6 separate regions of the Homo sapiens genome follow, and regions 2, 3, 4, 5 and 6 are each linked to region 1. Evidence: chromatin loops called from intact Hi-C (ENCODE). Cell type or tissue: endothelial cell of umbilical vein. All regions are shown on one strand.

Region 1 (5,000 bases):
AGAGAGACTGTTGCTGGAAGACTGCATCAGAAGCTGGACCCAGTGCTTGCCTCCAAGAGAAGGAGCTAGAAAACTGGAGGAGAGAAGAGAAACATTACTTTACACTCTGTACCTTTTGAATTTTGTACCAAATGAGCATATTCAAAATTAAAATTAGAAGTAGAAGGGCCGGGCGCGGTGGCTCACACCTGTAATCCCAGTGATTTGGGAGGCCAAGGTGGGCAGATCACCTGAGGTCAGGAATTCAAGGCTAACCTGGCCAACATGGTGAAACCCCATCTCTACTAAAAATACAAAAATTAGCCGGGCGTGGTGGCGGGCACCTGTAATCCCAGCTACTTGGGAGGCTGAGGCAGGAGAATCACTTGAACCTGGGAGGCAGATGTTGTGGTGAGCCGAGACCACTCCATTGCACTCCAGCCTGGGTGACAAGAACAAAACTGTCTTAAAAAAAAAAAAGAAAAAAAAATGTGGATACCAAAATGTCAGTAGTGTTTAGTTAACTCTGGATGCTGAGATTTTATTTTTTTGTTCATTTTAATATTTTCTAGGGTTTCCACAATGAACATGTATTTGTTTTAGAATAAGCAGGAAAAAACCTTTGTTTAGGTAGCATATCCTTTGTTGAACTACAATTTTCCTACCAGTTTGGTATCTAGGATGCATAATACATCATAAACTGGGCATCACATTAGTTGCCTCAAGTATTTTTTTGTGTGTTTGGAGCTATTTACCAGTTGGAATTACAGAAGCTATTTTTTTTAGACAGAGTCTTGCTCTGTTGCCCAGACTGGAGTGCAGTGGCAGAATCTTGGCTCACTGCAACCTCCACCTCCTGGGTTCAAGCGACTCTCCTGCCTCAGCCTCCCCAGTAGCTGGGACTACAGGCGCATACCACCACGCCCAGCTAAATTTTATATTTTTTAGTAGAGATGGGGTTTCACCATGTTGGCCAGGTTAGCCTTGAACTCCTGACCTCAGGTGGTCCGCCCACCTCAGCCTCCCAGAGTGTTGGGATTACAGGCATGAGCCACCGCACCCAGCCACAAAAGCTATTTCAACGTAGAGCTGATTACCTCATGGAAGCATTTGCAGGGTATCCAGAAAAAGACAGAAAACATACTTCCCATAATTAAATGTAAGCTGTTTTCTAAAATGATAGCAAACCCCTTTCCTGAACCTCTTTCCTCCACCACCATTAATCTAACTTGCTTTTTATAAGATTCAAGTGTCATCTCCAAAGCACTAGTATATAAATTACTCCCTATACAAATGAGAGTTTGGACATGCAAATATAAGCTTGGAAAAGGTTCCAATATGCTTCCTATGAAAATTCAGACTTATCGGCCGGGTGCGGTGGCTCATGCCTGTAATCCCAGCACTTTGGGAGGCCGAGGCCAGCGGAACATGAGGTCAGGAGATCAAGACCATCCTGGCTAACACGGTGAAACCCCGTCTCTACTAAAAATACAAAAAATTAGCCGCGTGTGGTGGCGGGCGCCTGTAGTCCCAGCTACTCCGGAGGCTGAGGCAGGAGAATGGCATGAATGGGAGGCCGAAGCTTGCAGTGAGCCGAGATCGTGCCACTGCAGTCCAGCCTGGGTGACAGAGCGAGACTCCGTCTCAAAAAAAAAAAAGAAAAAGAAAAAAAAGAAAATTCAGACTTATGTGAAGAAAAAAAGAACAGAATAAAGGTAATGAGTCAGAAATTATTTCTTAGGACAGAAGCAAAGTTTGTCCTTTTGGAACCTTTTAAATATAGGGTTGGGTTTAGGAACCCGCTTCCTGGAATAGATAGACTTTAGACTCCTTCCTGAAGCTTGAGGGTTACCAGAGAGCTATGTCCTAAAAAGACCTTTGCAGCAGGCAGGATGAGGTCAGCGTACTCAACACCAGAGCAGGAACAACTACTGGAGGAAAGAATCAGAAGGAACAAAGAAAGGAGGATGGGGTACGGAGGGTGCTGTGGGTGTTAGTGGAGGAAGCTGAATAAGAAAAACGATATGCAGAAAAGATATCAAAGAAACTGAAAATGAGAAGTATAAGGAAGGAAAGAAAGGACGGAAAAAAATAGATTAAGAATACAAAGGGAAAGGAGTGACAGAAGGGGATGGAAAAATAATTTTTTAAGGCACATAATAAAATAGTACTGAGGTGGGGAAATATTGAAACAAAAATGTGAAAACATCCCAACAGCACAAACACAGAGACAGAGAGAAACATCAGGAAATGTAGACTTCCCTGCCAACCAAAATTTTACAAATAGAAAGGAACCACTAAAACAGATCCGGCTCAAACACAAAGCAAAACTGAAAATTTCACTTTACAGCAAAACTGCTCTGATTAGATCTTTCACTGGATTTCCTTATCCAACTGGCTGATTTAGAATCGTGTGAGAACACAGCATAACTGCAGAGATACTATCTCGTCGGCGGGTGGGGACTGCTGGCACGCAGGCTGCATCTGGCCCTCAGTATATTTCATCTCACCCACAGAGGACTACCAAGAGGAGATAATGCTGAATTTCATGCTTGCAATGGCAAAAAAGCATTGCAGTATTAACATCCTTAACAGTAATATGGCAAAAGGCCACAAGATGGTGATGGTATACCCTAAAGAGATCTCAATCATATGTAAAATGAGGTACACACACATACACACTCACACATACACTATACACTTACTAATTTTTCTTTAGAAAGAAAATGTCCTGTGTTGGTGGTGGTGAAGGAGGTCTTAGATAAGAGGAGACTTGAAGAATACTGCCTTTAGATAGCAATCAAAACACTTCTTATGATAAAATGAGGCAGTGTTTTTTCGTGTTTTTCCCAAGTAAAAAAAAATAAAAAAGGTATTTTTCAGACTAGAAAACACTAAGAAAATATTTTTCAACTATAGGCACTCTGATTTGTATGCATCTGCTGATAAAGTAATCATTTATATAAAGTAACTGTTACCTTTTAAGGAAATTTTTAAATTTTTTCTTGGGCTCCATAAGATGAAATTTCCCTAAAGAATCCAGTGAAGATTTTACTTCCTTGACTGCAGTTTATTTCCTTACTCAATGAGGAAATGACAGGCAGGATTAATTCCTTTCTTTAAATGGGTGTGACATTTTAGGTTAATCATGATTCATAGTGATGTATGGATAAGTTTAACTTTCAGATGTGCAAACACACATGTACACACTTTTTATCTGCTACTTAACACAAAATCAAAATTTGGGTAGGAAAATGGGTTAGAATCCTGGGCCTAAAATGTCAGAAAGAAGTAACTAATAGGAAAACAGCCAAAAAATATCCCAGGGTCATAAATTTCTATTTGCAAAAACAATATTAACCTTTAGAATTTTTTTTTAGGTTGGGCGTGGTGCCTCATGCCTGTAATCCCAGCACTTTGGGAGGCCAAGGTGGGCAGATCACCTGAGGTCGGGAGTTCGAGACCAGCCTGACCAACATGGAGAAACCCCGTATGTACTAAAAATACAAAATTAGCTGGAAGTGGTGGCCTGTAATCCCAGCTACTCAGAGGCTGAGGCAGGAGAATCACTTGGACCCAGGAGGCGGAGGATGCAGTGAGCAGAGATCACGCCATTGCACTCCAGCCTGGGCAACAACAGCGAAACTCCGTCTCAAAACAAGCAAACAAAAAACGACAACAACAAAAAAAAACAGGACAACAGGGCTGATGTGGTGGCTCTTGCTTGGAATCCCAGCACTTTGGGAGGCCTAGGTGGGTGGATTGCTTGAGCCCAGCAGTTGGAGACCAGCCTGGGCAACATACCAAGACACTGTCTCTATAAAAAAATTTAAAAATTAGCTGGCATGGCACATGCCTGTAGTCCCAGCTACTTTGGAGGTTGAGGTGGGAGGATCACTTGAGCCTGGGAGGTTGAGGATGCAGTGAGCCATGATCATGCCACTGCACTCCAGCCTAGGTGACAGAGCAAGATTTTAATAATAATTATTACTAAAATAATAATAAGACAGCCTTTTGAAAGGGCAATTTGGTATTATCTATCTAAACTGTAAATGGCTATACTCTTTGATTAAATATTTCCATGTCTAAGTTCAAGGCTGCAGTGAACTATGATTATGCCACTTCACTCTAGTCTGGGTGAAAGAGCAAGATACTGTCTCATTAAAAAAAAAAAATCCAGTCTAGAAATTGATGTTAAGAAAGTAATTTGACAGATGTGCAAATAGATGAAAAAAAATCACCAAAACTTTGTTTATAATAGCCAGAAATTGGAACCCATCAAAACACCCATCAATAGAGAATTGTTCAAATAAATTATAATGATGCAGTTACACAGTGGAATACTAAGTAGCAAATAAAAAGGATTAGGTTGATGAATGTGTATTGAAGAAAGGAGCATCATATATTGTTGAATCACTAAAGCCAGTTAGGAAACTGGATGTTTTCTATGTTTTCAGAAACAAATTTTTTTTCTGAGATGGAGTTTCGCTCTGTCGCCCAGGCTGGAGTACAGTGACACAATCTCGGCTCACTGCAAGCTCCGCCTTCCGGGTTCACGCCATTCTCCTGCCTCAGCCGCCCGAGTAGCTGGGACTACAGGCGCCTGCCAACACGCCGGCTAATTTTTTTTTTTTTTTTTTTTTTTTTTTTTGTATTTTTAGTACAGACAGGGTTTCACCGTGTTAGCCAGGATGGTCTTGATCTCCTGACCTCGTGATCCGCCCGCCTCAGCCTCCCAAAGTGCTGGGATTACAGGCATGAGCCACCGTGCCCGGCCAGAAACAAATATTTAAATATGCAGTAAATGTCTAGGAGGATGTGTACAGTGATGCGCTAGTAAAAGCTTAACAACCAGTTCTCCGGGGGGGAAGAAAAGCCCTGATATGTGGTGTTTGCTAATTTCATGGTGCAAATATTCCTGCCATGGCTGATTTCAAGCTGTCAATGTATAGTTATTGTACACACTTGGGAAGAGATCTACACAATCAGCTTAAATGGGCTAGTGCAGGCAGGATGCAGCA
Region 2 (5,000 bases), 110 kb after region 1:
GTTGATACTCATCTAATTCAAGTGGGTGTCCTTATTTTAAGTATCTTAAAAGTTAAGAGAAATCTTAACTGGGTCAATTAGCTTGACTGAGCTCAAATGGAGCAGTATTATAAAAAGGTTGAGTATTAGATATTCGTTTGATGCAATGGTTCACAACCCCAGATGCACAACCCTGGTTGCACAATTGAACCACCAGGGGAATTTTTAGAGCCTACTCATGCCATGCCCCATCCAAGCCACTCAAATTGAGCCTCTAGGGCTCACAGGGGCATCCGTAGTTTTATTTTTATTTATTTTATTTTTGAGACAGAGTCTCACTCTGTCACCCAGGCTGGAGTGCAGTGGTGCAATCTTGGCTCACAGCAATCTCCGCCTCCTGGGTTCAAGCTATTCTCCTACCTCAGCCTCCCAAATAGCTGGCAGTACAGGTGCACGGCACCATGTCTGGCTAATTTTTGTATTTTTAGTAGAGATGGGGTTTTACCATGTTGGCCAGGCTTGTCTCAAACTCCTGACCTCAAGTGATCCGCCCACCTCAGCCTCCCAAAGTGCTGGGATTACAGGCATGAGCCGCCACACCCAGCCCATCCCTAGTTTTTTATTTATTTATTATTTTTTTTTGAGACGGAGTCTTGCTCTGTTGCCCAGACTGGAGTGCAGTGGTGCGATCTCGGCTCACTGCAAGCTCTGCCTCCCGGGTTCAAGCCATTCTCCTGCCTCAGCCTCTCGAGTAGCTGGGACTACAGGCGCCCGCCACCACACCTGGCTAATTTTTTCTATTTTTAGTAAAGACGGGGTTTCACCGTGTTAGCCAGGATGGTCTTGATCTCCTGACCTTGTGATCTGCCTAGTTTTTGTTTTTGTTTTTTTTTGAGGCAGAGTCTCACTCTGTCGCCCAGGCTGGAGTGCAGTGGTGCGATCTCGGCTCACTGCAAGCTCTGCCTCCCGGGTTCACGCCATTCTCCTGCCTCAGCCTCCTGAGTAGCTGGGTCTACAGGCATGTGCCACCACGCCTGGCTTTTTTTTTTTTTTTTTTTTTTTTTGTATTTTTAGTAGAGATGGGGTTTCACCATGTTAGCCAGGATGGTCTTGATCTTCTGACCTCGTGATCTGCCCACCTCGGCCTCCCAAAGTGCTGGATTACAGGCATGAGCCACCACACGCGGCCGCCCATCCCTAGTTTTAAAAGTCCTTCAGTTGGCTACACGTGGCCCATTCCTAGTTTTAAAAGTCCTTCAGGTGGCTGGGCCTGGTGGCTTACACCTGTAATCCCAGTACTCTGGGAGGCCGAGGCAGATGGATCACTTGAGGTCAGGAGCTCGAGACCAGTCTGGCCAATATGGTGAAACCCCACCTCTACTAAAAATACAAAAATTAGCCTCTACTAACAATAAAAATATTAGTTGTAGTGGCCTGCGCCTGTAGTCCCAGCTGCTCTGGAGGCCGAGGCAAGAGAATCGCTTGAACCCAGGAGGTGGAGGTTGCAGTGAGCAGAGGTTGCCGCCACTGCATTCCAGCCTGGGCAATAGAGCGAGACACCATCTGAAAAAAATAAAAAAAAGAAAAAGAAAAAGAAAAAAGAAAAAAATTCTAACGTGTATCAAGATTAAGAACCACAGTTCTAATGATGACCTGAGGAAATGTTTTTAAATTCACTCCTAAGTTGCCTTTAAATGCAACTCATAGGATACTTACTCAACAGCATGGAATCTAAGTTTTGGTCCCACTTCCAAGAGAGGGAGGCTAGGTGGAAGATGAAGACCCCACTTTGGAGGTAGGAACACAACAGAGAATCCAGGCTATACGAGGAAGTCAATTTCAGTGTTGCTACTAAATATAATCCTTAAGTCATGAGAGCAGTAGACTTCGTGGCCTTAGCATAGGGCGAAGAGTGGCAATGCAGGGCACGGATTTATTTTCTTCCTCCTGAAGAAAACAAAATGCTGGAAGAATTCCTCTTTATCATGTGTTCAGAGCACAAGTTAGCCTGTGACTCTTAAAAACAAACACATAAAACCAAACCTTCAAAACAATTGTGTTTAGCAGATGATAAGTGCAAACCAATGGTCCCTTCACAATCCCTTCCCTCTCTTTGGGCTGCTGGAACCACCCTGTATTAGTCTCGGAGGCAGAATGACTTTATGATTCATCAGATCTGCGCTTGATTTTTAAAAACACATTTTATGGGCAAGCATTAGGTCAGCAGAAACTTCCTTCCCACTTGGCATATTTCATAAATCAGACGCAGAAAACACTTGGAGGCAAGCCCATGCCGGATATTCAGGGCTGTGTCAGGAAGTCAAGGTCACTATCATTACATTCCAAGTCAAGAGCGATGGCCTCTATATGGTCTCAATTCTCAGGGAATGTCCTTACCTGAGGCACAGGATGGAAACTGGCTTTTAAGCAAAATGGAGTATCCCACCTCCCCAAAGGAGTCTACTTCTCCCTTCTGGCATGATGAGACCTGCCTGATGGTAGCCCCAGGACCCAGGATGGCTAACATTTCGCAGGCGCCATGTGCCAGGCGGTGTTCTAAGTGCTTTGTGCATTCCTCACCCCTGAGGTATTTGGGTGAACCACACTTGCTAACTTGCCAAATGCCACATCATGGTCAAATAAGAACCAGAATTCACAGTATAAGGCTCATGCTGGGACAGTACTAGGTTAAATATCCATGGAGAAAAAGGAAAGCTAGGAAATAGGTCAGGAGGGAGGCTGGGAGGCCATAGGAGGCGGAGGTGATGGTGCTGCCGGGTTGCCCACTCCTGGCTCCTCTCCTCCCCATCTGCCTGTCCCAGCTCATCTCAGCTGCTTGCCCTCTCATCCTTTCCTTGGAAAAACATCCCAGCTGTTGGGGCCTGGAATACTCCAGCATCAGCCACACCCCTCTGGCCTGATGTGTATGGCTGTGTCAATGTGCAGCAGGAGGCAAGTGGCTTCCACCCTGGTGCCAAGGTCTATGGAGCCAGCAGACTGGAGAGGACAGTCTGGCTGACAGAGGTGGCCTGCCTTGCAGCTGGAAGCACTTACGTAAGGATCGCAATGCAATGTGGCTGCTTTGCACAGCCTTGCCCCTCTGGACAAGTTTCCGAAGATTGCTAAAATGCAGTTCTGTGAAGTTAGTACTGCAGAGGAAGGTACCATCCAGATCTAGCTGTTCTGACTCAGGGATGCCTTCCTCAATTGGCCAGACTTGGAGAGTTACAGCCCGTACATCATAAGCATAGTCCTTCCACAAGCCATGCTCAAGGGGGTTGATGGACGAACCCAGCCCCCAAGGGAATGCTTAATTACATGGGGACTGTAGTGCTTTGGCTCTGGGTTCTTACTGACTACCGTCACCCACATTTTCAATTCCTTTGAGTTTCAAATATTACAAAAGGCATGGTTTAGAAACGTGACACTGTTAGCTACCTGAGCAGAACTTGGAACAGCAGCTGGATGGCAAACAGTGCCAGATGGAGGCCTTAGGGTGAGAAGCAGCTGAGTGATGAGGGTTAGAAGCAGCACCATTTGGCTGTGTAAGAGGCAGAGGGAGGATGGAGCGCAGCTGACCTCTGACCTAGTCTAGGATGGCTGCCCTGCCCTTCAGCTGTGGTGTTGGCAAGAGAGGGTGGGTGGCCGTGTGGTGTCAGGAAAGCCAAGTGGCCAGAAGTCACCCGTCCTCTCTATTTTAAAGGCACAGGTGTTTCTTCTCCAGGTCTTGCCTGGTGAGTCCTTTCCCTTTCTCCTTGAGAATCCTGAGGTTTCAACATGGGAGGAGGTGAAACCCTCCTACATTGCAGGTGGGAACATTTAATAACGTGGCCACACTTCACTGCCTGACTGCCGCCATCATGGGTCGCATGCATGCTCCTGGGAAGGGCCCGTCCCGGTTGGCTTTGCCCTATCGCCACAGCATCCCCACTTGGCTGAAGTTGACATCTGATGACGTGAAGGAGCAGATTTACTAAGTGGCCAAGAAGGGCCTGACTCCTTCACAAATTGGTGTGATCCTGAGAGACTGACATAGTGTTGCACAAGTACGTTTTGTGACAGGCAATAAAATCTTAAGAAATCTTAAGTCTAAGGGACTTGCTCCTGATCTCCCTGAAGATCTCTACCATTTAATTAAGAAAGCAGTTGCTGTTCAAAAGCATCTTGAGAGGAACAGAAAGGATAAGAATGCTAAATTCCATCTGATTCTGATAGAGAGCTGGATTCACCACTTGGCTCGATATTACAAGACCAAGCGAGTCCTCCCTCCCAATTGGAAATATGAATCATCTACAGCCTCTGCCCTGGTAGCATAAATTTGTCTATGTACTCAAGCAATAAAATGATTGCTTAACAACAACAAAAAAACCCAATAACGTAGCCACTGTGAAAAACAGGTTAGTAGTTTCTCAAAACATTAAACAGAGTTACCATGTGACTCAGCAATTCCACTGCTAGATGGAATTAAAAACATGTCCACACAAAAGCCTAAAGTTCATATCAGCATTATTCATAATAGCCAAAAAGTGCAACAACCCAAATGTTCATCAACTGATGAATGGATAAACAAAGTTTGGTATGTTCAAATAGCGGAGTATTACTCAGCCATAAAAAAAGAATCAAGTACAGACATATGCCACAATGTGGACAAACCATAAAAACACTATGTTAAATGAAAAAAGTCAGACACAAAAAGCCATGTGTTGTCTGATTCTATTGATATGCAATGTCCAGAATAGGCAAATCCATAGAGATAAAAAGTAGGTTAATGGTTGCCAGAAGGTGAGGGAAGGGAGAAATTGGGAGTGACTCCTAATGGGTATGAGGTTTCTTTATGAGATGACAGAAGTGTCTGGAATTAAAGATGATGGTTGGATAACATTGTTAATATATTAGAAATCATTGAGTTGTATAATTTAAAATGGTTTTATGTTATATAAATTTTATCTAAATTTTTAAATTGCAAAAACCATGGAAGAAAAAACCACCTTAAAAGATACTTTATTTATTTTTACTTTTTG
Region 3 (5,000 bases), 160 kb after region 1:
TTTTACTTTTTGTCACTGCCAGTGTGTATGAGGCCTGGGCTCTGGCTGAGCATACCTTCCTGGGATTGGGAGAAAGGCAGTGAGGACTCAGGGTTCGGGGCCCTCATAGGCCCAGCTGGCGGCATCACAGAGCCCTGGAGCCAGCTGGGTACTGACAGCAATGGAGGGGACCTGCAAGGGAGAAGCTCTCCCTGCCTTCTGGCTGCTCCACAGGGCCTGGGTGAGGTGATAAGACCGTGGAGGAAGTGGCTCTTGCAGCATAAGTGTCCACAAGAGAGCCCTTTGCGGATGATTACTGATGGCTGAGGAAAGAAAAGAGGAATCAGGCCTTATGCACCGCTAGCATGCAATGCAACCACTGACCACACCACACCTTCAATTTCCAGCTGCTGATGGGATCTCTCCTCCTCACCCTTTGCCCCCTTTCCCTTTTTCTTCCCCTCTCTCTTATATGTTAGGCCTTGAACATAAAGAATCTCATTTTTTTCCCAGCACTTTGGGAGGCTGAGGTGGGCGGATCACCCAAGGTCAGGAGTTCAAGACCAGCCTGGCCAACATGGTAAAACTCCAACTCTACTAAAAATACAAAAATTAGCCAGTTGTAGTGGCTCACGCCTGTTGTCCCAGCTACTTGGAAGGCTGAGGCACTAGAATCGCTTGAACCTGGGAGGCGGAGGTTGCAGTGAGCTGAGATCACGCCACTGTACTCCAGCCTGGGCAACAGAGTGAGACTTGGTCTCAAAAAAAAAAAAAAAAAAACTCATTTTTTTTTCTTTTTTTGCAGGGAAGGAACAAATTACAAGGAGGGGAATCTGCTCCCGCCCTGGTGTTGCACCCACTGGCTGTCCACAGGACCCCCTCCAGCCTTGACTTCCCTCAGGAGGCCTGCATACATCCAACAAGATGACTTAAGCTAGCAAAGTAGCTTATGGACACACAAAACCTGAACCGAGGCTGAAATTTGGGTACTCATATTTTGTTGGATGCTCAAATTCCCTCAATCTCTCCTGGCCCACACCCACTAGTGGCTGTTCCAACTCACTGCTTTCCTAATAACACTTGCAGTAACTTACAGTTTATTTTGAGACACCAGGTCCAAACAATTTTCTTTAAGCAACTACCCCAGTCTTGCTCTTTAATTTAGGAAATTTTCATACCATACTGTTTGATCAAAGAAATGAATAGTTTTTAAAAGTTAAAAGTAGATTTCTAATACTTTTCAATTTTGTGTTTCTGATCTTCATTATAATATAAGTAAAAATAAAGTTTAAAGACCAAACATTTATTCATATAAATGCATTAAACAGAACCCCTAACTCATTGTCACTCATTTGTTCTGGAATGCAGAGAATTTGTAAGTTTAATACCATAGTCTCATACCAGCCGCTTGAGTTTCTCTTTTATCAACCTAGATCCCAGGGATTGAAGAAAGCTGGAGGTTCATGAGTTCAGTAGTACCCAAACTAGGCCATGTATCAGCATCATCCATGAAGCTTTGTGTTAATAATAATAAAATTGGCTGGGTGCAGTGGCTCACGCCTATAATCCCAGCACTTTGGGAGGCAAAGGCAAGTGGATTGCTTGAGCTCTGGAGTTCAAGATCAGCCAGGGCAACACACCAAGACCCCATCACTACAAAAAATACAAAAATTAGCCAGGCATGGTGGCGTGTGCTTGCAGACCCACTACAGGCCTACCAGCTACTTGGGAGGCTGAGGCAGGAGAATCACTTGAGCCTGGGTGGTGGAGGCTTCAGTGAGCCCAGACTGTGCCACTGTACTCCAGCCTGGGTACTAGAGTGAGACCCTGTCTCAAAAAACAAACAAACAAACAAACAAATAATAAGAGTTAACGCTTACTGATATTTACCAGGGACTACACTATGTACATGAATCATCTAATTTAAGCCTCAGAAAACCTTATGCAGGACAGATTTACTACTTTACTATCCTCATGTGCAGGTGAGAAAAATGAAGCACGCAGAAATTCAAACGCTGTCTAGGATCACCAGCTAGAACACAGCGGAGCCAAGATCCAATCCTGCTGTCTGCCTCCAGAGCCACCCTTGACCTACCCTGCCTCCCAGGCCGCGTCCCCGCCGAGGTAGCCAGCTGTGACTTCCCTTTATCTCCGGCTAAGCTGCTTGTTGGAAAAGAAAGCACTTTCTCACCTACTGGTGCCCCCTTTCATCCCCAACCCTGCCCCGGGGCAACACAGAGCGAGTCTGATGGGTCTCCACAGAGGGGCTTCAGATGCCTGATGGTCGTGGTAGCCCCCTGAGCCTGCCTTCATCCAGCCTAAATGTCCTCTGTTGCTTTGGTTTGCCTCAGGCCCAAAGACATCTCATTTTGGCCACTGCACCAGTCAGTGGCCACAGCGCCCCCTGGTGAACAAGTCTGCAAGATTCCTGGTTAGGCTCAAATAATAGGTGTAAACAACAGGGGCACAATGGTGACACTGCAAGTCCCAACATCCCTCCAGTCAGCAATTGAACAATTACCCAGCCACCTGACCTCCCTGCCTCTAACCTCCCCATCCCTCCTGACATCAATTCACTGAAGCCAGAGTAAACTATGGAAGGCTTTAATCTAACTCAGACACTTTTCTCTTTTAAACAAACCAAAATCTGACTCACCCCTGCAAGGGCTCCCGTCACCTACAGGGTCCAGCCCAGGCACTCAGGGAGCCCTGGGATCTGGCCCCACCCACCTCTCGGCTGCCTGCCTCCCACTGTGCTCCCTCACACTCTGTGGCCGCCTGGAGTGGCAGCGGTCCCTCTTCACTGGCAGCAGCAAGTCTGTGACCAACCCCTCCTGCTCGGAGCTCCCCAGTTCCCCCACTGTCCAACCATTATTGGTTTTCATGAAGGTCCCTGAGGGCCAAGACTGAGCTTTTGGCCCCAGAGCCACGTGGTATCTGGCAATATGGGTAGTAGGTACTGAGAAGGTTTGCTGAATAAGTGTGAATAAATAAACGATGCGGTGCTTTCACCACTTGCTAAAGAAAACTTAAAGTGATAAAGGTTGTGTTGTTTTCACTGTAGTGTATTTAAAGTAGAGCAAAGATTTAATATGGTGAAGCATTTTCTTTTTGCATTGGTTAAAACAGGACTGTAAAGTGAGATGCATGCAGTGCACAGCTCTGAAGCCCGACAGCTCAGTGAAGCTTTACACACGTTAGCACGCAGACCAGGGCACAGTAACTGCCTGCACCCCAGGGGGTTCCCTGCTCCACTCCCACCCTCGCCAAGTCAATCAGAGGAGGATTTTCAATATGCCATGCAGTTTTATCTCAACACTACCAACAATCACTAGCCCCAACCTTCTCATGTTATTAAAATAATAATAACTAATGAGAAACAATAGGAGCTTCCTCTTAGAGCAAACTACTGGAGCACAGCCATCTTGTTCAGAGAGACGCCGAAAGCTTCCTCTCCTCTCAGCTCCTCTTTAGTGCTCCTTGGCAGGTCAACCTGACACCGGGGGCTGCCTATTTACCTGCATGTCAGAGTTGGTGAAGCTGCAGGCCGACAGGTAGTTGGTGTGCATAGCAACAGACTTCTTTTTGGCAGCCATGTTTTCATTTTTGTCAAACGTCAAGGGGTACACAGAACACTTATTATCCAAACCACTAGGATGGAAAGAAAGAAGTACCAAAGATTAATGCAGAGTCACAGAATATGTGTCTACTTTTCCAATCACATGAACTTTTCAACATATTCTCTTTAGCAGTATCATATATTGTACCCTTTCCTCCAACTTTTACTTTGAAGATTTTCTTTTCTTTCTTTCTTTTTTTTTTTTTAAATAGAGACAGGGTCTTGCTCTGTTGGCCAGGTTGGTCTTGAACTCTTGGCCTCGAACTCGTGGCCTCAAGCAATCCTCCTTTGGCCTCCCAAAGTGCTAGGATTACAGGTGTAAGCCACTGTGCCTGGCCAGTTTGAAGATTTTCAAACCTACTGTAAAACTGAAAAAAAAAATAGTATACTGAACACCCAGATCCCTTCCCTTAGATTCACAGACTTAACATTTTGTCATATCTACAGGAGCAAATTCTGAACCATTTGACTGCAAACTGCAGATATGACATTTTCCTTCTAAACACTTCCACTTGCAAATTTACATCTCCTAAAAATAAGAACATTCTCCTGTCTATCTACCACATCCTTATCACATTTGAGAAAATCAACAAAACCTCCATAACACCATTTAATAAGCCAGCCATATTCAATCTTCCCTGATTGTCGCCAGGATCCAGGGACCAACCAAGGCTCACATATTGCATTCATTTGTTATGTCTTTTTAAGATCTTTTAACCTAGAACAGACACTACCTACTGTTTGTTGTTCATGACAGGAAATCTTAGATTGGCTGTTTATAGAATGTCGCATATGGTGGATTTGTCAGATGGTTTCTTAATGGTTAAAGTACTGTAGAACATTTTGCCAATAAGAGTATCAAGGTGCTACTGTGTACTTCTTTCTTATTGCTTCATGTCACAAGGCTTGTAATGTCTCTTCCAAGATTGGTAAAGCCAACTTTGATTACTTGGTTAAGGTGGACCACTAGATATCTCCAGGGTAAAGGTAATTTGTTTGTAATCAGTAATAATCTGTGGTGTGATATTTTGAGACCATAAAAATATCATTTTCTCCAACCACCTTTCATACAAAGGCTTTACATGATTATCCTTGCTTGAATCAGATATTACTTTAGGGGTGCAAAAGGGTGATTTATTTTGATAATGTCTTCCGTATTTATTAGCTGGTGTTTTTCTGTAATGAAAAATCCTCCTTCCCAGTATCACTGTACACCCATAAATTTGTTTTTTTTTCTTAATTGTATCATGATCCATTATTATCATTACTACATTTGATGCTCAAATTACCCCAAATTTGGGGCCTCTTCAAGCCAGCTGTGTTTTTTTTTTTAATATATGTATGACCCCTATTGGTCCTTGAACGTTCCTTTACTTTCTAGAACAAGAAAATATCCTAGCCT
Region 4 (5,000 bases), 230 kb after region 1:
TGCCCTCTCTCTCCCTCTTCCTGACCCATGCACCCAGGAAAGGTCCTGTGAGGACACAGGGATGGAGAAAGTGGCTGTCAGCAAGCCAGGAAGAGAGCCCTCACCAGGAAGTGACCATGCTGGCACCCTGATCTCAGATGTTTAGCCTCCAGAACTGTGAGGAAACAAATCTCTTGTTTAAGCCACCCAGCCTGCGGTATTTTGTTATAGTAGCCTGAGTGAACTAATGGAATATGTTTAACATGTTCAAAGAGACTAAAGAAAAAGAAAAAATTAAGAATAGAACATTATAGGGCTGGGCGTGGTGGCTTACGCCTGTAATCCAGCACTTTGCGAGGCCGAGGCAGGCGGATCACTTGAAGTCAGGAGTTCAAGACCAGCCTGGCCAACATGGTGAAACCCCATCTCTATTAAAAATACAAAAATTAACCGGGCATGGTGGCGCATGCCTGTAGCCACAGCTACTCAGGAGGCTGAGGCAGGAGAATTGCTTGAACCTGGGAAGCAAAGGTTGCAGTGAGCCAAGATCGTGCCACTGTACTCCAGCCTGGGTGACAGAGTGAGACCCCCATCTCAAAAAAGAAAAAGAAAAAAAAAAAAGAACAGGACATTGTGGTAAGAGACAGAGGTGAAAAGGAACAAGAGAAATTTTAGAAATAAAAATATGGTAACTGAAAAAGCAGTCAGACAGGGAAAAGAATATTCTATACATGGCTGAAGGGGGCAAAGAAAGGATCATAAAACAGTGCTGAATAAAACATTCTTCCACTGATGTCTCACAGATGCCAGTTTGTTGTAAACGGACTAGTCTGTGCCTCCTCCTGTTTTGGTATTCCTTTTAGTCAGAGGTTGGATTTTCTTTACTTCTCCTTTTGTTCTATAGTACTAGACAGATTGCTGTTATATTTTATTTTAACTTCCTTCCATTGGGACAACTGGTTATCTATATGGAAGAGGATATTAGATCATTACCTTACATACCAATTTTGGATAGGTAAAAACATAATTAATTGTGAACTCTAAATATGAACTACAAAAGTTTAGAAGAGGATCTTCATGATCTCAGGGCAGGGAAGAATTTCTTAAGACACAAATCATAAAAGAATAGGATTGACAGATTTAAGCATATCAAAATTCAAAAACTGTGTGACAAGGGACTTCATAAGGAAAATTAGAAGCTAAGCTACAGTCTATCCATATGATATAAAGACCTCCTACAAATCAGTAACAAAAAAACCAACCCTAAGAAAAAGAAAGGAAGGATGTGACTAGGCAATTCAAAAGGAAACCCAAATGACCAATAAACATATAAAATTATGCTTGACTTCACTAGTGACCAAATAAATGCAATTTAAGTCAACAAGATATAATTTTATACCCTGACACTGGTAAAGGATAAAAATGTCTGTCAATACCAAGTGTTGGTGAAGGTATGAGACACTGGAAACATCATACACTGCTGGTGGGGCTGTGCAATGGTACAGCCATTTTGGAGAGCACTGAAAACCCTGAAAGCCACTTTGTTATTTTAGTTCAATGAAATTTTTCTCTGTGAGTACTTGAAGGTGGAGAACTCTTTCATGACATCAGCCTCCTGGAAGCAGAGTCGGAATGGCAAAGGAAACATATTTATAGATTATGGAGGAACAGTCAGGGTCCTGTAGAGAGAACAGCTGTGAAGAAACAGGCATTTTAAACCAAAGCCTGTATTTTAGAGTCATAATGCTAAACGTCTTACAGCCAGAAGGAAACTTAAAAGTCATCTTATCTACCTATTGATTTAAAAGTAATGGAGACCTAGGAGGCCTAGTACCATGCCCAAAATCTAAGCTGCTTCCAGAAGTCTCCTGCCTGTGGTGTATGCCCAAGAGTCCAACAGATAATGTGCTGTTGGCCTCCTGGTGGAGAGGATAGAGGCTCTATTGAGCTCTGGCTCAGGAGGAGGTTATAGACTGGCTGTCAGCACAAAACAACAAGCAGGTGGGCGCCCCCTACCTCTTCTCCGCTGTACTGCTTCAGGCAATTGAGAAAATGACAAGTGTTGGAAAGCCAAAAGGACAGCATTTCAAAGTCTTCTAAATGTTCCTTAGGAAAATAAGAAAAGACAAAATTGGTCTTGATGATTACTTGTACCTCTGAGCATTTACCTGTTTGGTTATTTGTAGCTTTTGACCAAAATTAGTTTTTCTTTTATTCACTAAAGCCTTTATCCAATTCATATTATACTTATAAGAACTTATATTTATTTAATAGGTCACAGTTTGTAACATGTTTCTGTACAGGTTGTGTCACTCATTATGAAGTGTGAAGTGGGTCCTGAAGGAATGCATGAGAAATGCAAGTTTCACTTCTTGCTCTCCTAAGTTCACACTCTCACTGGGAAGATAGAACAGAGTTTTAGTAGGTGGTCAAGAGCCCATACGATGGCTGTAGACTGTGCTACCAAAGCTCAGAGGACGAGGAGAGAGGATGGGGAGGCAGAGCAGCCAGGGAAACCTCAGAGAGGAAGGAGGTCTAGCCTTTGAGGGAAATGGGTGGAGAGACAAGAGCTCAGGACTAGGACTGTTGGGGAGAAGGCCTCCACTTACAGGGCAGGAAGAAGAGGAACAAGCAGTGAAGGCAGAGCTACAGTGATCAGAGGGGAAAACAGAGAAAATCCTGGGATTTAAAAGACAAGGGAGGAAGCTTTCAAGGAGATGGTGCTAATGCTTTGGTCAATTTAGAGAGAATAAAAAGTAAAGAAACACCACTGGTTTTAGTAAGAGGAGTTACTGGTGATCTCTCTGTAGAGTGATGGGTTAGAAGCCAGATTGCAAGGAGTGACAAAGAGAATTGGTGGAGAACACTAGTTTAAGCACTTTGGCAGTCCGGGGTGGAGGGAAAGGAATAGTGGCTGAAGAGGGTATATGGGCACATTGCTGTAACTGCTGTGTGCTGGAGGTGGGGAGAGGCAGGTCCTGGGCACATGCAAAGGCAGAGGGAGGGGGACACAGAGAAGTTGAGACTGAAGATGCTGGTGAGAAAGGGGTCTTATAGTCCTCATACCACACATCTCTTGATTTATGAATATTTGGCGAAACATTCCAGAGCATCAAGGGGAAGCAAATACTGTGTGTCCTGGGCTGGAACACAATGCCAGCTTGTCTTAAGAAAACCCAATTTATGCAAATATGGACAGGGAAAACATCAATTTATGGGAGCCCCTTCCAAAAACACTGTGGTGGCTCCTGTGAAGATGGTGACTATAAAGTATCCAGCACCAAACAAATGTGAATTTTCTATTCCTAACTCCAGATAAATAATGAATTCATGATATTTTTGGAAGGAGAGGAGAATTACCATACTCTGATCTCTCACAAATCTAGTTTTTATATTTCTTTCTTCCTAGAGTTTATTAATTAATTAATTAATTTATTTATTTTTGAGACAAGGTCTGGCTCTATCACCCAGGCTGGAGTGCAGTGGTGTGATCTTGGCTTACTGCAACCTCTGCCTTCCGGGCTCAAGTGATCTTCCCACCTCAGCTTCCTGAGTAGCTGGGACTACAGGCACACACCACCGCACCTGGCCAATTTTTGTCTTTTTTGTAGAAACAGGGTTTTGCCATGTTGCCCAGGCTGGTCTTGAACTTGTGAGCTCAAGCGATCTACCTGCCTCAGCCTCCCAAAGTGCTGGGATTACAGGTGTGAGCCACCACACCTGGCCTTCCCTAGAGTATTTAAAATAGAATTTAATTCCCCATTACTCTTTAGAACACATATTTTACTAAAAATGAGGTAGGGTCTCCCTAACTAAAAATTCAAATATATCCTAATATCAAACATCACTTCTCTTTTGGAGGGGCATGGAAAACACTGTTATTTTAGTGTTATTTATGTCTTATTGCCCCCTTCCAATATGGATCAGTACATTGTAATTCCCAGAAACGGGTACTTTTTAACATAACTGTAAACTGGTCATTTCCTAGAAAAAGAGAGAGAGAGAAGGTTTTTGTACTAACTCCACTGTGGCTAATGGAATTTCCACATTCAGGGTAGCACCAGGTCTGGCTTAGAACTAAGTCAACCACCCTACCCACACCCAAGATTCCAGAATGCGCCAAGCATTACCAGAGAACTCTTTTTACAAAGCAACTATCCCTGTAAGCAAGGATCCAGGTCTGCTTAAAAAAATCTTCAATGCTTAGATACAGTTATTTACTCATTGATCACTTATGGAGTTTCCAGGAAAAATAATCAGTATGCTAAGAATGATTTTAGGATTATGTTTCAGTTGGAAAGGAAATTAGCAATAAACTTTATGTTACTGTTAGCCTTCACAAAATCCCGCCCTTTGTCATTGTCACTTTTGATCATTATCCACTTGTCACACCATGAAGAGATGATTGCTCATAAAGAGTTCAGTTGGTGACTTCTGATATGTATACCATACACACATGGTCTGTGTCCTATGGTAGGTTCCCTCTTGCCCAGTGGTAAACTGCTGGCTGCCTGCTTGTCCAGTCATTCCAATAAGGACACCGACTTAGGGAATGGCCAACAGCAAGTTGGAAGGAACCTGGGTCCCTTCATGATCACGTGGAACAGAGCCACCTTCCAACCTAGATGGCTCATTATGGAACCGCTATCAGCAAAGAAAAATCCTCCATCTTCTTTAAGACACTGTATATTGGGCAAAGGGAGGTGGCAGGTGTCTCATAGCTACAATAGCTTAACTTTACTAAGTAACTAACCTAACTAATACACAGTTCATCTTCATTTGTGGACTGGGAATAAAAATACACAATGTGCTTTTAGGAAGAAGAATTATATAATTGCCAAGGGAAGAGATGAATAATTTTTCACTCCATTTCATTTCTCATGATTTACCCTTGTTACAGAGATAGAACCTATACCCCTCACAGCTGATAACTTTACACCCTAAGGGGATAGCAGTGGTGGGGCAGTGGCTACCAGGTTGCAGTCTCGCCGGTAAGGCTTTGAGGCCTATGGCAGATGCTC
Region 5 (5,000 bases), 750 kb after region 1:
CCATTGGAACTGCCTCTTTAAGCTCATTCCTGTCTGTCCTAATATCCCTCAAGCCTAGGTCCCAGGGAGCCCTGCTGGATTCTGGCTGATTCAGAAGGCCATGTCCTACACATCCTTCCAAGTGGCTGCTCTGCTGAGTGGGCTGGGAGGAGGTGCAGCCTGCTGGGCAGTGAGCGTTGACTGAGTATTTTGATAGCACTGGGGAGCTCTCTGAGCAGGCACCACCATGCCCATCTGTCCATTAGCAGTAGGCTATGGATTAGGAGTGGTAGAAAGGATATCTTTAAATAGATTTCTTTGTTTGTTTGTTTGGTTTGAGGCCTAGTGATTGAGGTCACTCTGGGAAAAGCTTCAGGAAGCTCTGGTCAGAAACTTTGGGTTTTACATTTCACAACAATTATCCTTCCACTGGGGAAAAGAAAAGGTTAGTTAGGTGGGGTAGAGAAATGAGGACCAGAAGTTCCCCGCCTAGGAAAATCAGAATATGAAACATTATTGAAATACATATTAATATTTCATATGTCTTAGTCATGGCTGGGAGGGTTCAGCCTAATTGGCAAACTCAGCTTTATCAGGGAATCCTTGGTATCTGCTGCTGAAATGCAACTCAGATCCTTGTCACCTTTGAGCCTGTCCTTCACAGATAAAAGACATGAGTTTGGAATGGGTTTCTGCACTGTGGAAGGGGGAATAGACTTACTCAACGTCTTGGCTTTAAGTCCTAGCTCTGGTACTTGTTAATCTTGGTATTTTAAATAAGTCTCTTGGCAGGCACGGTGGCTTATGCTTGTAATCCAGCACTTTAGGAGGCCAAGGTGGGAGATCCCTTGAGCCTGGGAGTTGGAGACTAGCCTGGGCAACTTAGTGAGACCATTTCTACAAAAAACTTTAAAATCAGTTGGGCGTGGTGGTGCACACCTGTAGTCCCAGCTAACTCGAGAGGATAGCTTGAGTCCAGAAGGTCAAGGTTGCAGTGAGCTATGATCACACCACTGCACTCCAGCCTGGGTGACCAAACAAACAAACAAACAGAAAAAAACAACAAAAACAAGTTTCTTGACCTCCCCGGGGCTCAGCAACTAACAGATAACTGAGATAACTGTGGTCAGGTATAGGCTCGGGCAACTGCACATGGTGAGCAGATTTTGGGTTTGTGAGAGAAGACAGAAGAGAATTGAGTGGAGCTCCTCCCAGGCCCGCAACAAAAAATTATAAATTTGGAGGCTGGGCATGGTGGCACACACCTGTATTCCTAGCTACCTGGGAGGCTTAGGCAGGAGGATTGCTTGTGCTCAGTAGTTTGAGGTTGCAGAGAGCTGTGATCACACCACTGCATTCCAGCCTGGGTGACAGAGCAAGATCGTCTCCAAATACATACATAGATATGTACACAAATACATAATTTGGCTATAGTTTTATTTTTAAAATATGTTTTAAATGATGGAACTTCCTATACTAGCATATAATTTATAATTTCTTTGTAATTCATTTTTTTGAAAGTGTGAAACATTTGCAAGTCACCCTTTATTCTTCTTTCACCAGTGTGGTATTAATCACCCAGTGATTACCCAGAAGTAATGCTTAGGGCTCCTTCCTGATGCCCCAGGCTAGGGGAAAGCGTAGGGGATAGGGTGGGGATGGGGTAGGGGCAGGTAATTTTGCCTCCAAGCCTTACATCACTGTTTACAAGTTCATTCCTCCCTGCCTCATCATGTAAATCCCCATAAAAATGGCATCTCCCTATAGTGACTGTCCATCAAATAATGACTTTGTCACCTTCTGCTCCTGTGTTCTGGATATCTCATTGTTTTACCTCCCTCTCTTTATGCTCCCTTTTCCCCTGGGTTTTGCTGATGGTAAACTGGTCAAGTGCTGCCACCTACTGGCCAAAATGTATATTACTAAAGAGCTGTGGTCTGGAAAAGGTTAAGGCCCAAGGTGCCTGTGTTACAAATGACTGGATTGCGGCTTTTCACATAATTTTGTTAGCAACCTATCAGCAAAGAAAGAGTTCACAACTGTGCTTTCAGGGAAAAACGAATTTTGACATAGTTGTTTAATGAGTGTTAAAACTTTTTATGTTGAAATAGTTTTAGATTTACAGAAAAGTTGTACAAATGGTACAAGAAGTTCTGCTTGGCCTTTACTCAGGGTTCCCTAATATTAACATTCCTAAGAGTAACTGCAGGACAATAATTGAAACCAGGAAATGGACATTTGTACAATACCGTTAATTACTCCACAGATATAATTTGAAGTTTGCCAGCTTTCTCACTAATGCTCTTTTTCTTGTCCAGGATCCAATGATTCATTATCTTCTATTATATTTATTTGTCTTGTCTCCTGGACTCCTCTAATCTGTGATAGCTCCTCCATCTTTCTTGACCTTCACACTTTATTTTTTTTATTTTTTATTTTTATTTTTGAGACAGGGTCACCCAGGCTGGAGTGCAGTGGCGCGACCATCAGGGCTCACTGCAGCCTCGACCTCCTGGGGTCAGGAACTCCTCCCACCTCAGCCTCGTGAGTAGCTGGGACCACAGGTGCGTGCCACCACACCTAGTGATATGGTTTGGTTCTGTGTCCCCACCCAAATCTCATCTCAAATTGTAATCCCCATAATCCCCAAGTGTTGAGAGAGGGACCGGGTGGGAGGTGATTGGATCACGGGGATGGTTTCCCCCATGCTGTTCTCGGGATAGTGAGTGAGTTCTTACAAGATCTGATGGTTTTATAAGGCAGTTTTCCCTTGCTGGCTCTCCCCTGCCTGCCACCATGTAAGATGTGTTTGCTTCCCGTTCTGCCATGATTGTAAGTTTCCTGAGGCCTCCCTAGCATTGGGGAACTGTGAGTCAATTAAACCTCCTTTGTTTATAAATTACTCAGTCTCGGGTACTATCTTTACAGCAGTGTGAGAATGGACTAACACACCTGGCTAATATATATATATATATATATATATATATATACATATATATATTACATATAAAACCCTGTCCCCACTATATATAGTATATATAGTGTGTATATATATATAGTATATACATAGTGTATATATATACAATATATATAAAACCCTATCCCCACTACATATATAGGTTTTTTTTTTTTATGTTGCCCAGGCTGGTTTTGAACTCCTGGGTTCAAGCCATCTGCCTGTCTCGGCCTCCCAAAGTGCTGGGATTACAGGATTACAGGTGTGAGCCACTGCACCCGACGACCTTCACATTTTTGAAGAGTAATGGTCAATTATCTTGTAAAATGTCCCTCAGTTTGTCCGCTATTTTCTCATGATTAGGTTGAGGTAATCTGTCTTTGTCGAGAATACTGCCATGTTCTTAGTGCATCATATGAGGGGATGCATGATGTTGATACGTCTTATTTATTAGTAGTGATGCTAACTTTCATCTCTTGGTTAAGAAGGGGGGAACTGTCAAGTTCCTCCTGGTTAAATTGCTATTTTTCCTTCACAATTAATAAGTATTGCAGGAAAATGCTTTGAGATTATGCAAATATCCTATATCTTACCATACTTTACCTATTGACTTTAGAATTTCTAGATGGTTCTTGCCTGCAGCAATTATTAATGCGGTATTCGTTTGCATAGTTGTGATTACCTATTTTCATCTTTTCATCTCTCCTACATTTTAAAATAGGAATTCTACTATAAGGAAGAACTGTCCCTTTCCCCCATTTATGTATCTATTCAATTATATAATTAGCTCAGTATGGACTCATGCATATTTTATTCTGTGGACTATAATCCAGTACTATCATTATTTATTTTGTTGTTCAAATTATCCAAGCTTAGGCTTTGGGAGCTCTTTCAAGCTAGCTTCTGTGCCCTTTGACATGCCCCATAATTTTTAAAAAACAGCTTTCTGGAGGTATAATTGACAAATACAAATTGTGCTAATTTACACTGTATAACTTGATATATATATATCAGCTTTCTCAGGAACCTCACAGAGCACACCATGTTATTCTCAGTGTGTGAACTCAGAAAAGGGCACATGAAATCATCTTCCCTGAGCACAGTGACTCAGTTACTACCCAATTATCACAAGTACCCAACCCAGGACCTCAGGACCTTGGCATTTTACCCTGTGGAGAAATAGACTTGGCATGACAAAAGTAACAATTATGAAGAAGTTACAAAGGTTTAAAAAAAAACTTTGAGAGTGGGTGCGGTGGCTTATGCCTGTAATCCCAGCACTCTGGGAGGCCAAGGTGGGCGGATCACTTGTGGTTAGGAGTTTGAGGCCAGCCTGGCCAATATAGTGAACCCCCGTCTCTACTAAAAATATACAAATTAGCTGAGTGTGGTGGTGCACGCCTGTAATCCCAGCTACTCAGAAGGCTGAGGCAGGAGAATTGGTTGAACCCAGGAGGCAGAGCTTGCAGTGAGCTGAGATTACGCCACTGCACTCCAGCCTGGGGTGACAGAACAAGGCTCTGTTTCAAAAAAAATGATTTTGAGTTCTGAAGCTTTCTGAACCACTAACATGTATGGCTGCTGGCTTCCTTGCTGAGAGGGCATGTGAACATCAGCTTGGTGCTTTCATCCTTGGGCAGGGAGGAATGGCAGAGAAGAAGCTCTGAAAAGCATCTCCTCTACAAAGGCGATGAGAACAATGGCAAAAATGGTCAAAGTCAACTTTTTCAGAACTCTGGAAATTATCCAAAGGCTTGCAACAATTGAAGGAATGTTTAAGAAAAACAGCCTGAATCTCAGTAAGAACAGCAGGTTTGTGACATTTTTGTCAGGCCTCTGAGCCCAAGCTAAGCCATCATATCCCCTGTGACCTGCACGTACCTGCACGTACCTGCATGTACACATCCAGATCGCCAGTTCCTGCCTTAACTGATGACATTCCTCCACAAAAGAAGTGAAAATGGCCTGTTCCTGCCTTAACTGATGACATTGTCTTGTGAAATTCCTTCTCCTGGCTCATCCTGGCTCAAAAGCTCCCCAACTGAGTACCTTGTGACCCCCACTC
Region 6 (5,000 bases), 240 kb after region 1:
GTTTGGGAAGTTGACAGTGGGGGAGGTTGTGTGTGTGTGGTGGCAGGGATATATGGGAACTCTCTGTATTTCTGCTCAACTTTGATGTGAACCTAAAACTGCTGTGAAAAATAAAGTTTATTAATTTAAATAAATGCAGCACATGCCTTAAATTTAAATGTATCTACATATTTCTGGCAACATTAACTAACTTATTTGATAATCAGTTTTCACTGTATGGGTTATGGGGTTTTTTACTAGGCATTTTATCCCACAAAGAGATTGCTCTTCATGAATAAGCTACTTACTTACTTCTCAGAGAAATATTTCTAGTGGTTATTCAGTCATTCTACTATAAGGAATTTGTGTATCAATCTATGTAAGGTAAACTTTGGACTTTCCAATAGTCTATTTATTATCTCTGAAAAATAAAGAAGATCCCTGAGGAGAATTTCTAACCGTGTTGCTTTCTTTAGTCCTTCATAAGCAAACCAAAGTTCTCCATCCTCATTTAAATGTTCCAGATCTTCCACAGAGAGCCTGCAAAATAAGGAAGATAAGAAAATCTATCATCTCTGTCACGTTTTACATGTTTACATGTCTTAAAATGTTTGATAATGCAAAAATGATTACCTGCTTCTTACATCTTCAATGTCATAGCTTTCGAGAAGTTGTTTGGTGATCTCTGACATCTTTTCTGAAAGGGAAAGGCAGAGTTGTATATATTACATTTGTGGATGATTTATCTTTTCCCATTCCCTTTCCAGGGCCCAGTTTTCTAGCTTCACAGTCTCCAGCTAAATAACTCACCAGCTATCCAATCAACCAACTAACCAATCTTCCAGGTATTCAACCAACTAGCTATTCAACCTATCAACTAAGCAATCTACCATATGTCCAACCAAATTCATACCAAAGGACACGTTTCCTTAGCAGCGACACAGCTATGATAAATTCAGTCTGCACCCATGGACTAAGAGACTCATATTTTTATTACCTCTCATTTCCCGTTTTTGTGACTGCACATGTTTCTCCACATCTATCTTCTGTGCCTGAAGTAGTTCTATCTCTTTTTCGAACTCAGAGATTGTCTGAATCACAGCAATGACGGAATCAGGTAAAGAAAAAACAACGATTATGCTTTATATAAGACAAAGGGAACACAATTACAGCGTTGCGTGTCTATGCAAGACATCCTCACTGCAGTTTCTTTCTTAGCTAAAATCTTGTTAAACCATCACTGCCTACACAGCTTGGCCTTGAAGCATGCTTAACTACTCAAAATGCCAGATCTAATGGGTTGTATCAGTAGAATTAACTTCCCTGGGCCAGGCATGGTGGCTCACACCTGTAATCCCAGCACTTTGGGAGGCTGAGGCAGGTGGATCACCTGAGTTCAGGAGTTTGAGACCAGCCTGACCAACATGGTAAAATCCCATCTCTACTAAAAATACAAAAATTAGCCAGGCATGGTGGCAGACGCCTGTAATCCTAGCTACTTGGGAGGCTGAGGCAGGAGAATCGCTTGAACCCGGGAGGCAGAGGTTTTAGTGAGCTGAGACTGCACCATTGCACTCCAGCCTGGGGAACAAGAGCAAAACTCCACCTCGAAAAAAAAAAAAATTAACTTCCCTGTTACATAAAGAAAAAAAAATACCTACTATAAGCTTGGGGTGGGGTGGGACAGGGGGAAGACTGAGAAAGGTAAAATCACGGGCTAAAATTCTCTTTTAATGGATAATAAAATATTGAGTGCAAGGACATGGGCAAAGTTGCCACCTTCATAACTGTGGGTTTTGGCTTCAGCTCAGCTTAGATGTGGAGCAGTGGCAGAGACTGGTGAGTCCAGGAGGTCTGGGAGTTAGCTGGCTGTTGGGAAGGAGGTGGCCTGGGCAGCTCTGGTTGTGGGGAAGAGGCAGTATTCTGCCTTTATTCTCCCTTGTGAGCTCAGCTTGAATAAGAATCACAGGTCTGTGCTTTTGCTTTGTATCTGAGGGAGATATAAGGACTTTCAGGGACAGCAGAGGTGAATAAACTCTCCTTGATATTTTTTCAGTTACCCTGAGTATTTAAGGGCTCCAGCCCCTGTTTCTACAGAGAGTAAGCAGGAGAATCAAACTGATATGTGCTGAGCACTTTACCTAGAAGACCTAATCCTCCTAACAGGCCTATGAGGTAAGTAGAGTGATCTTTTCTCAATTAGCAAACAGCAGCTACATTTAACTGAAGGCTGACTGGCACGTTCAGGGTCACATGCCAGGTTTATGGGGGACTCAGGACTATCCAAATCCTGAAGGCCATGCTTTTCTTTGTAATGTTTCAGTAAATGTTCCAAGTCAGATTTGCATTTACTTAGGCTTTTAAGACTGACTATAACACATATAACTTGATGATCATGAGTTATTTTCTTTGAAAACCAGAGTAGGCTGGGCACGGTGGCTCACGCCTGTAATCTCAGCACTTTGGGAGGCTAGTGCGGGTGGATCACCTGAGGTCAGGACTTCAGGACCAGCCTGGCCAACATGGTGAAACCCTGTCTCTACTAAAAATACAAAAAAAAATTAGCCAGGTGTGGTGGCAGATGCCTGTAATCCCAGCTACCTGGGAGGCTGAGGCATGAGAATCGCTTGAACCTGGGAGGCAGGTTGCAGTGAGCCAAGATGGTGCCATTGCACTCCAGCCTGGGTGACAAGAGCAAAACTCTGTCTCAAAAAAAACCCAAAAAACAAAACACAAAAACCCAGAGTAATTTTTTTTTTTTTTTTTTTGTTGAGACGGAGTCTCACTCTGTCACCCAGGCTGGAGTTCAGTGGTGCAATCTCGGCTCACTGCAACCTCCACCTCCCAGGTTCAAGCGACCCTCCTGCCTCAGCCTCCCGAGTAGCTGGGACTACAGGTGTGTGCTACCTCGCCCGGCTAATTTTTTTTTTTTTTTCTAGTAGAGATGGGGTTTCACCGTGTTAACTAGGATGGTCTTGATCTCCTGACCTCGTGATCCGCCCACCTCAGTCTCCCAAAGTGCTGGGATTACAGGCCTGAGCCACCGTGCCCAGCCCCAAGTAATCTTAATGGATCACATTGGAGAGTGAACCAGTCTTAGCTACCAAAGAGGAAGTGAGTGACACCTACTGGTACCTCTCTGCAAGCGCAGTCTCACAAGTTCCTACATTTAAGATACAGACCTCAGACCTCAGCCAGATGACAGGACTCCCACAGACTGACTGACATCAGGCTCATGTGGCTGCTAAGAGTGAAGCAGTCACAGGAATGAAAGTGACCCTTCCTGATCATGTGGTCTGACCTCCTACTTTTAAACAATAGGGGACGGGGCCCAGAAAAGACAGACACTTCAGTTGTGGAATTCAGTGGCCACCCGGATGCAATTCCAAAAGCTCTTCTAAACCACGCATGGCTAGTTCATGACAATTACAGAGACTATTTCCATAATCCTACAAATACTCTACTAATATGTATTTCACATATTTAGTAGAAGCTTAAAAGCTTTCCAACTTAATGATGAAATGTCTTACATTTAAGAACGTAGGTACACTCAGGTTTAACTTTTCTGGTAGGGAAACAATTCACTTAAGCCTTGATTGTCCAAGCATGGATCATTACTTCATCCATTCATTCATTTTTCTCTAGAGCATTTTATTAAATTGCCCAGGAATATTTATATATTTTTAATGATAGATACAGGTAACAATTTTTTTTTTTTTTGAGACGGAGTCTCGGTCTGTCACCCAGGCTGGAGTGCAGTGGCGCGATCTCGGCTCACTGCAACCTCCGCCTCCCAGGTTCAAGCAATTCTCCTGCCTCAGCCTCCTGAGTAGCTGGGATTACAGGCACCTGCCACCACGCCCAGCCAATTTTTGTATTTTTAGTAGAGACAGGGTTTCACCATGTTGGTCAGGCTGGTCTAGAACCCCTGACCTCATGATCCACCTGCCTTGGCCTCCCAAAGTGCTGGGATTACAGGCCTGAGCCACCGTGCCCGGCAGGTAACAATATTTTTATATATCATTATGCAGTTTTAAAAATTCTATGTGATTTTTCCTTCTCAGCTTTATAAAAATTTACTTAAAAATTTCTACCATTGAAAATTTATAGCTTTATTGATGTTATAATTTATGAATATATTGTGGAATAATTCAAGCTGATTAACATGTTATCACCTCAAATACTTGTCATTTTTTGTGGTGAGAACATTTAAGATTTACTCATAGCAATTTTGAATGTACAATATGCTCTTATTAACTACATTCACCACACTGTGCATTGGATAATTGTTTTAGTAAATTTTCTAATAACAGTTTAAATGAAAGATTTTGATAATAAGGTAACTTAACTTTAATGCAGGTGTTTATAGATTTATAGTGATGGATTATATAATAAGGATTCACCTCAATTTACAGTCTAATTTGGGAGTATTCTCTACATCGACATATTTAAATAACTTTACATAAATGTAATTTCAAAAAAGTTAGAAAGTTGACTTTTAAAATATGGAATACAATGATTGCTAAATCAAAGGCAGCCTGGAGGTGCACAGTTGGAAGGACTGAAGGAATCAGGCTCCAGTTGCCTGTGGCCTTTACACAGATGCTTTTAGCTGTCTAATCTGTGGGAACTTGGAATTGCAATCAAATGACGTAACCAGAGGGCGGGGCTGAACGTGAGAGCCGCTCTACCTTGACCTGCTTGCTCAGGCGGGCCACTTCCGCCTTCAAGCCATCAGAAGTGACGTGCTCCCCCTCCACCAGGTGTTGGAGTTGCATCTTCTCATCCTTGAGAGCTTTAATTTCTTCTTTCAAAGACTGAATCTGCTTCTCATAGTCTTGTGTTTTCAGTTCAAAACTTTTTTCAAGAAGCCTACGCAGCAAAAGAAGAAAATAATTTAGAGCTGAGCATGGTGGCTGAAACCTGTAATCCCAGCACTTTGGGAGGCCAAGGCAGGCGGATCCCTTGAGCCCAGGAGTTCAAGACTAGCCTGGGCAACAAGAGAGACCCCGTCCCCACTA

Evidence for each region. Hi-C counts contacts between places; a loop is a spot of excess contacts. Peaks named below come from ENCODE experiments on the same cell type or tissue, not always from the same donor. Only the 100,000 strongest peaks of a DNase experiment are listed, where the experiment ranks them.
Region 2: a loop joins it to region 1, with 3 times the contacts of the local background. A loop is called at or near these places in 8 of 110 quality-filtered maps.
Region 3: it touches region 1 in a loop (2.5-fold over the local background); 51 of 110 quality-filtered maps call a loop at or near these places.
Region 4: it touches region 1 in a loop (12-fold over the local background); 15 of 110 quality-filtered maps call a loop at or near these places.
Region 5: it touches region 1 in a loop (4-fold over the local background); 6 of 110 quality-filtered maps call a loop at or near these places.
Region 6: it touches region 1 in a loop (9-fold over the local background); 18 of 110 quality-filtered maps call a loop at or near these places.

What each region holds. Positions count from the first base shown.
Region 1 is chr15:51,979,847-51,984,846 of GRCh38, forward strand. It overlaps a transcript of MAPK6 not described here. Among named protein-coding and RNA genes, the nearest start is that of LEO1, 11 kb to the left of the region's middle. In endothelial cell of umbilical vein, a CTCF peak has its summit at 2,581 (motif pointing right); DNase peaks (open chromatin) are centred at 1,975 and 2,555; H3K4me3 peaks cover 511 bases; H3K27ac peaks cover 1,879 bases.
Region 2 is chr15:52,091,456-52,096,455 of GRCh38, forward strand. The region is part of intron 1 of LOC112268150 (a long non-coding RNA gene); the gene reads right to left. It also overlaps the pseudogene RPS13P8. Among named protein-coding and RNA genes, the nearest start is that of BCL2L10, 19 kb to the right of the region's middle. RefSeq lists an enhancer at 1,972-2,505 and a silencer at 3,305-3,505. In endothelial cell of umbilical vein, no CTCF peak of the experiment used is centred here; DNase peaks (open chromatin) are centred at 2,196 and 4,366; H3K27ac peaks cover 3,209 bases.
Region 3 is chr15:52,137,643-52,142,642 of GRCh38, forward strand. GNB5 (G protein subunit beta 5) reads right to left here. Exons shown (of 13, transcript NM_016194.4): 7 at 3,498-3,630. Among named protein-coding and RNA genes, the nearest start is that of BCL2L10, 27 kb to the left of the region's middle. RefSeq lists an enhancer at 2,223-2,322. In endothelial cell of umbilical vein, a CTCF peak has its summit at 2,397 (motif pointing left); a DNase peak (open chromatin) is centred at 2,379.
Region 4 is chr15:52,206,559-52,211,558 of GRCh38, forward strand. It overlaps MYO5C (myosin VC), which reads right to left. Exons shown (of 41, transcript NM_018728.4): 36 at 1,996-2,085. Among named protein-coding and RNA genes, the nearest start is that of GNB5, 18 kb to the left of the region's middle. In endothelial cell of umbilical vein, a CTCF peak has its summit at 1,962; a DNase peak (open chromatin) is centred at 1,953.
Region 5 is chr15:52,733,797-52,738,796 of GRCh38, forward strand. No RefSeq gene overlaps it. Among named protein-coding and RNA genes, the nearest start is that of ONECUT1, 54 kb to the right of the region's middle. In endothelial cell of umbilical vein, a CTCF peak has its summit at 1,888 (motif pointing left); a DNase peak (open chromatin) is centred at 1,885.
Region 6 is chr15:52,224,463-52,229,462 of GRCh38, forward strand. MYO5C (myosin VC) reads right to left here. Exons shown (of 41, transcript NM_018728.4): 25 at 4,671-4,851; 26 at 977-1,070; 27 at 613-676; 28 at 439-519. LOC105370820 (a long non-coding RNA gene) reads left to right here. Exons shown (of 4, transcript XR_007064638.1): 2 at 747-1,096; 3 at 2,036-2,154. Among named protein-coding and RNA genes, the nearest start is that of GNB5, 36 kb to the left of the region's middle. RefSeq lists a silencer at 4,560-4,734. In endothelial cell of umbilical vein, a CTCF peak has its summit at 3,112 (motif pointing left); a DNase peak (open chromatin) is centred at 3,099.